Regions from separate parts of the Homo sapiens genome. Here regions 1 and 3 are each linked to region 2. The links are chromatin loops, found by intact Hi-C in ENCODE. Cell type or tissue: IMR-90. All regions are shown on one strand.

What was found. Peaks named below come from ENCODE experiments on the same cell type or tissue, not always from the same donor. Only the 100,000 strongest peaks of a DNase experiment are listed, where the experiment ranks them.
Region 1: a loop joins it to region 2, with 6 times the contacts of the local background. A loop is called at or near these places in 7 of 110 quality-filtered maps.
Region 3: it touches region 2 in a loop (2.8-fold over the local background); 12 of 110 quality-filtered maps call a loop at or near these places.

What each region holds. Positions count from the first base shown.
Region 1 is chr2:196,333,946-196,336,445 of GRCh38, forward strand. It overlaps HECW2 (HECT, C2 and WW domain containing E3 ubiquitin protein ligase 2), which reads right to left. Exons shown (of 29, transcript NM_001348768.2): 4 at 479-573. Among named protein-coding and RNA genes, the nearest start is that of HECW2-AS1, 75 kb to the left of the region's middle. In IMR-90, no CTCF peak of the experiment used is centred here; DNase peaks (open chromatin) are centred at 1,466 and 2,476; H3K27ac peaks cover 1,378 bases.
Region 2 is chr2:196,165,764-196,168,263 of GRCh38, forward strand. The region is part of intron 1 of STK17B (serine/threonine kinase 17b); the gene reads right to left. Among named protein-coding and RNA genes, the nearest start is that of STK17B, 4.6 kb to the right of the region's middle. RefSeq lists an enhancer at 1,398-1,467. In IMR-90, no CTCF peak of the experiment used is centred here; DNase peaks (open chromatin) are centred at 1,298 and 2,498; H3K4me3 peaks cover 838 bases; H3K27ac peaks cover 1,308 bases.
Region 3 is chr2:196,292,989-196,295,488 of GRCh38, forward strand. All of the region lies in intron 13 of HECW2 (HECT, C2 and WW domain containing E3 ubiquitin protein ligase 2), which reads right to left. Among named protein-coding and RNA genes, the nearest start is that of HECW2-AS1, 34 kb to the left of the region's middle. In IMR-90, no CTCF peak of the experiment used is centred here; a DNase peak (open chromatin) is centred at 1,303; H3K27ac peaks cover 801 bases.

The DNA.
Region 1 (2,500 bases), 170 kb after region 2:
AGCATTGAGAAGGAACCAGCACTAAGACCTTAAGGAAAACAGTGCATTTGTGACTGCCAACTTAGACTCCCTTCCGAGCAACGGCTCCTTAAGTTGACTGGCAGGTAAATCACCCATAATTTAAATAGTTAAAATTCACATAAGATGCAATGCCACTCTTTCCTACCAACTGGTCACCCACACTAAGTTTAAACCTTCCAAAATGGGGCACTTGCTACTTTGCTTCATGAATGGGTTCCCCGGAGAGTCGACTCTACAAATGGCTGTTACAAATCAAATCCTATGTTTCCACTGATTCGAATTAGGGATTCAGGTGTGCCAACCTTGTAAGCTATTTCCTTTCCTATAACAGTGCCCACACTGTTATGTGTTTCCTTTTTCATTGTTCCTCATAACCCTGTCAGGGCCGCACAGGTAAAAATAGAAATCAAGACCCAGCATGGATCTCACAAGGAAGCTGGCAGCGAGGGGCACTCACCATCACAGCTGGGTTCTTCACGGTGATGCAGGGGGTCGTGGCTCGCAGGGCTCCACTAATGCCGTGGTAATATTTAAAACAGATTTTTATCTCCGCTGCAAAGCAATTGGAGAAAACAGTAATTTAAACAGTGAAACAAGTCATGGAGGAATCAGCTGTGGAAATCCACCATACCACCTCTCAGGGAATCCTACTCATGACTCTGAATGACCTCTTTTTTCCACTCAGCGCCAACAAATTACATCAATTTCTGTTTGATTTTATATGCTCCTCCAAAACTTTGTAACCTCTTGAACATATCAGAAAAATGATGCACCAAAACAACATGCCAAAATAGAAATAGTGTAGCGATAAGAATGGGACTAGCTGGCATTTATTGAGGTGCTCCTTAACGTGCCACAATGTTATGTCTCACGTTCATGTTGTTAGTGAACCCTCACAGAACCTTGGGAGGCAGAAATTCCTTTCCCCATATTACAGAAGAGATGTTGAGGTTTGCTGCAGGTCAGACAGATAAGAAATGAGAGTCAGGACTCAAACCTGAGCTGTCTGATTCCAAAGCCTTCACTCATAACCTCTATCTACATTGACTGTAGCTCTCAATGGAAATAGAGGAAAAGCAGTCTAACAAAGCATGGAAGTATACTGTAGTAGATTCTCTAGTGACAGGATCTGTAAATTTATATTATTTTAATTTTCCAAGTCATTTAAATACACCCAGTAGACAGGGATCAAATCTACAAACAACTGATGTCTATATCTCACAGCTTGTGGCAATCCACACATTTCATACATTTTTTTCTGATAATTCCACTTTGATAGAAAGTAATACAAATGCCAATTATGGTTTTTGGAAAGTAACTACAATTCCAAAGCACGAAACCAAACTGTGTTAAAGATAAACCTACAGTCACTGGAATTTCTCTGTATACAAAGCGTCTGAGTCACTGAAGTGTCACTGCGAGATGCATTTCTCCCAAGGTGTCGTTCTAAATATGCAAGGATGCTGATGGGCAGGCCCTGGAGGGAGAATCCTAGGCTACGGGAGGGAGTTCCTCTCTCAAATGAGTCACCAGGACTATTAAAGTGGGGCTGCTCAATGTATTTCCCTAAGGAAGTTCATCTTTCACTGACTTTCTCGACTGTACCAAATGGCCTCCTGCAGGGTCTTTGGTTTCCTTATTTTAAGAGAAAGATATGATAACTGAAGAAAAATCCTCTTCCAGGAATTTATATCATTACACTCTTCCTACCAATGAACAAATACTAAATCTCAAAAAAACAAAAGTTGTTATGGGGTAAAAATATTGAGTCCTTATATTATTTATGTGAGTCACTATCCAATAATTCATAATTTAATAAGCATCATTGGCCAGAAGATTTTTACTACGTACCTGCCACAGCACATGGCCAGGAAGCAATGTGCCAGAAAGTGCAAGGGAATCAAGGAAAGGTTTCTGGTCTAGTGGCTGTTCTGTAGTGTAGCTGCTGAGATGCCAATCACAGGCATGGCAAAATACAAAAGACACACACTAAAAAGGAAGAGCACCAGGTCGAACAGCATAGAGAGCGTAGAGAAGATGAGAGAGGACATGGTGGAGTCAGAAAGGTGTCATGGAAAAAACAGGTCTAATGGATGAGCAAAATGGGGCTAGAGAGAGTTAAGGAGTGGCAAAAGCAGGGAGGCACAGATGAAGCATGCTGGGTTTGAAGAATGGCGAGATGACCTACGCAGGAATTCTAGCTTTACTATTACTTTGCCTCCCTGAGAACTCTTCTGCAAATGACTTTCCTGAACACAAACACAGATTACTGGTTATTTCTGAAATAGTAGTAGCTGGACAGACCTGAGCAAACTTTACTCTCCCACTTGCTTTTTTCCAAGACGAATAGCATGTAGTCTGCAAGAACAAAGCTAAGTAGTGTGCACGAGGACGGTCCGAGCAGAATAAAGTGTGGTAACATGCATGGGGATTGAATTCTCTGGACATGAGCTCATTGGTATCACACTCTTCATGCTGG
Region 2 (2,500 bases):
AACTCATGTCCACTGACACAGGTACAGTGCAAGTCACAAGGGCATATCGCTATTGTTCCACAAAACAAAATTAACATTCTACCCAAAAATACTCTCCCTGCAGTTCCCTGCCATTGTTGAACAGCTGTACTGTTTCCATGTACAAAATTCTCATCCCAACTTAGTCTAAACTTCATTCTTAAAAGTATTTTTGTTTTCTGTTTTAACTACTTATGTATCTTCTTAGTTCTGATAGCGCTCAGTTTCACTGATTTTTTTCCATTGTTCTGAAAGATCAATATGGGTACCAATTTCCTCATAAGTTCATCTATTTATTAAAAATATACCTACATCACAAGCTGCTTTAGGCATCCATTAAGCATTTCTTAAGTTCATTTTCCTTTTATTTACTGCATCTGAACCAATTGTCAGAGCCAAGATATTTTTCCATTTCCTCTCCTTTGGCCAGTTTTGCATATAGTGGAGCATGAATGTCACCTTTGTCCACCAAGCCCTCCTCAAACATCTGGTTGCCCTTCATATAAGGTACATGCAGGTTATGAGTCAGCTCTCTGTCGCTCCTTCTTGTATCTTCCTAAATTTCCCACCAAATTCTCTTTAACTCCAACAATTCCCAGGCCTTTTCTTGTCTTCTACCACACTTCATATTACCGATTCTAAATTACCTATATGTCTCACTCCATTTGAAATTCATTTCATAACATTTTATCAGGTTATAGCATTTAAAAAAAATCTTAAGGGACCTGGTAAGTAAATTTATATGCATGTGTATACACGATTAGATCCTATAAAAAGTGTAATAGAAGGTAAGACACAATTAAGCTTTTAATCACACAGTACTACTACAAATAATGGTATCTCACTTATTTTTAAAGATTTTTTTCATTAATTCTCATTATAATAATTACCAAAAGAATTTGGAAGTAGATCAGTGAAGGAAGGAAAAGAAGGAAATGTTAGGCTTGATCTGGGCCTTCACTTACTTGAATGCAGAAAGCAAGTGTGATGTGAACAAAAGCAAGACTATCTCTATAAACCTCTAGCTCTATTTTAAAAAGTATTTATCATGATATTTATTTCAAAATTATCAAATAAGAAAGTTTTTAAAAAATAGAATATACAATAATAAAGACATTTAGAAAATCAAATTGTCTGTTTTGATTCCTTCATTAGCTCCCCAGTATCTACAAGCTTTCAAGTACTTACAGCATGACACATAAAGGCCTCTGAGGCCAAGTATACACCAGCTACATTTCCTGCCGCACTCATATTTCATATTTTGCCACCACATCTTTGTTATACTTCTTTGCCTGAAAAAGCCTTTCTACTTTCCTTAAATGGCTAACTCTTCTTACACATCCTTCAAAACTCAACACAGAATGGCCTCTCCCCCAGGAAGCTTTGCCTAAAAACCACAGGCTGATTTAAAGGCTTCTCCTTTATGCTTCAAATAAGAGGATCCTTGGCATACTTCTTTACCTCAAAATGTAACATGTTAGATTGCAATTCTGTTCAGTGTTTAAAGGGCAGCATCCTTTTACTTTTGTGCCTAAGCAACCAGCATGGTATCTGCCACCCGGTAGGAATTTTAAAAATGTTTGATGAACTGAATTGTAAGAATTATGAGATATAGAAAAAAGAATTTGTAGGTATATCTCATGTCTTCGAGGGGTTAGGAGAACTTGAGATCCATCTTGAATTTACAGTACTGGAGCTCTGAATGCAGCTAGTCTCTGCTTAATTCAGCATTTGGACAAATAAAGTAACTATTTTAAATTGCACTTACAAAATGTCAGTTCTAAACAGGTAGCCACAAAGTCTGGAAACACAGATAAAATTATTTTGTCATATACTATAATGTAATGCCAATAGACCTTTTGTTTTTACCACTGTTTCCAGACAAGGTGGCTACTTGTTTTTAATATAAGCTACTAATACAAATACCTACTGCAGTTAAGAACATCACTCTTTTAAGAGCCTCCAAAAATCAGGAGATTCAGGTAAGTGTCCTATCAAGATTTATCACTGATAAGTCTAGATCATCATGAAGTACATTGGAAAGGCAACAGGAAGCAAAGTAAGCCCGAAGATTCTAAGGGAAGCAACTCCTTTCTACATAGGCATTTAAGGCATTTACTGCTAGCAAGCTTTCCCTAGGAAACTGAAAAAGAGATTTAACGTCCATCAAAAGTAAAGGAAGAACTTTCTCCTGGTGTGGCAGAAGTATGTGTTTTTAATTAGTCATTGATTAGAAGTATTGGTATCAAGATGGAAATGATGATGATTTTCAATTTCAAGGAAGAGATTATATTCCTCATATGTATTCTGCCAACAGGTTTTGTTTTTTAAAATATTTTGAACAGAAAATATAATTCATAAACTTAATCCTCTAAAAATCACAATAGGAAGTCAGCTAAACTAACTCTAATCCAACCATTCTAGTATATACTATCCAAGGGCTGAAGTGTCAGGCAATGACTCCTAGGCCTGACTCTGTGCC
Region 3 (2,500 bases), 130 kb after region 2:
TTAACTTTTATTTGTATTTGAAGTTCTGGGGTACATGTGCAAGAAGAGCACGTTTGTTAAATAGGTAAACGTGTGCCATGGTGGTTTGCTGTACCTATCAACCCATCACCCAGGTATTAAGCCCAGCACGCATTAGCTATTTTTCCCTAATTCTCTCCCTCCCCCAGTCCTACTCTGAAACAGGCCCCAGTGTGTGTTGTTCCCCTCTCTGTGTCCATGTGTTGTCATTTTTCAGCTCCCACTTATAAGTGAGAACATGTGGTGTTTGGTTTTCTGTTCCTGTGTTAGTTTGCTGAGGATAATGGCTTCCAGTTCCATCCACGTTCCTGCAAAGGACATTATCTCATTCCTTTTCGTGGCTGCATAGCATTCCATGGTATATATATGCTACATTTTCTTTATCCAGTCTATCATTGATGGATATTTGGGTTGATTCCATGTCTTTGCTATTGTGAATGATGCTGCAATGAACATATATGTGCAGGTATCTTTGTAATAGAATGATTTATATTCCTTTGGGTAAATACCTAGTAATGGGATTGCTGGGTCAAATGGTATTTCTGGTTCTAGATCTTTGAGGAATCTCCACACTGTTTTCCACAATGGTTGAACTAATTTACTAAAGAACAAACATGTTGTGGAGTCTCACTGCACATGGGCCATTAAATCCTGAAGCTGGTTTTAGGAAAGAAACACACAGTCAAAATTATACCACACTGGCGATGAATATGCCACCTTACAGAGAGCCCTGACATAGCCAGTTTCTCCCCCAGTATTGGACTAGGTTATTGGCTCTCTGAGTGAGTGCCAGATGACACAACTAGTATACACTTAAGGGCCAAGTTGCATGGAAAAATGCTTGCCATACATTTCTATACTAGAAGGACATGCAATGGAATGAGTTGCTCTCACTGACCATCACACTCAACTGAGATCACAATAGACTGAGGTTTTAGAATCTCACCCTTCATAGAGGCATATAAGCTTGGTGAATGGAATAGCAGGCTGAGGTGCCTGGGCTGTACATCTCATTCTTTTTTCTTTTTTTCTCTTTTTCCCTGTGTATATTTGGTTGGATGTATATGAATGAAATGCAAGTTTAAAAAAACTCCACTATACCACCACACAGAAAAGTGATTGTTTTGTCCAAAACCTTACAGTCTTCATTTCTATGATATTTAAAGAAGATTCCACAAACTGACTATGTCATGATTGTCCACATATGAGTCAGTCAATAAATATTTATTGCATAATACCATGCACAAAACAGCAGAAGAGGAATAACTGTATGGCAGCTGTTTCCTTGAATCATCAGAGGGAATATGATATTCATGAAACTGACCAGGCCGTGAATGATCATCCTGGAACTCTATTCTTCTCAGACTGATTCAAAGGGCTTTGGATTCGTTTTATCTTTAGTGTCTCAGGGACACTAGACTGAGTCTGGACCTCTTCCAGCTTTATGGGTTCTGTTATCTATTTTAGTCTAAATCGTATGGGTTCTGTTATCTATTTTAGTCTAAACTTTATGGGTTGTTATCTATTTTAGTCTAAGACAGCCCAAGGCAAACCCCAAGGACTCTAGAGTCTCTGGAAATGATTTCATTTTAATAAACATTTATTGTCTTTGCTGTACCCAGTACTGTGTTCGTTATTAGGGATCAAAGAAGAATGAGTGTGAAGACAGTCAACATTGCTCCAGTCTTTCTAGGATCCCTCAAGATGTGTCATGTCCAGGTCAAAGCATTTATTGCTGATGTGAGTCCCTCTAGAGCTTTCTTCCCTTTGACACAGCAAGTGGCAATGTTTGAACAGGGATGCTCCCCAGCCTGGCTCTCTGGGTCCCTGAGTGACCACAGGGACCCTGATAACCTGACTTGGAATGAGAAGTAATCCTTTGTTAGCTTAAGCCACTGAGATTTGTTGGTCATTATTATTGAAGTATAACCTAAATTATTCTGATTGATTTACCGTCATTAAATACTTGTTCCCTATCAAAACAAATTAAAGGAAAGAAGAAAGGAAGGGAGGAGGAAGGGAAGAAGAAAGAAGACCACAATGAACCATCCTTGAACCTTAATTCCTCAGTACACTTGAGTATAAAATACTTTTGAGTCATATTTCAACCGACAGGCTAAATAAGAGGAGGTTTTGATGGCTGTGAGCAGTTGTGTGGTTCAGAGCAGAGAGTACTGTCAATGCAGGCAGGCCTATGCATGGGCTCTGGGCAATTAGAGAGCATGAGAGGATAGGAAAGTGATACCATGAAAGCAGAGAAGGAAATAACAGAAGTTGGGCAGTGTCAGAAAAAACCTAACTTCAGCTAAGTAACAGTTTTGGCTCTATTGGCTGACTCTGCTTTGAGTTTTAAATACAATCAGCAAGGCAACTGTTTTCTGCATTTGGCTCAGTGTTGCTGATATATTTTCACATAAGTCATTGCAAGTTAGAGTCCTGAGACCACACTAGTTTGTGTAGGGATCATAATGAGCTTTCAGGT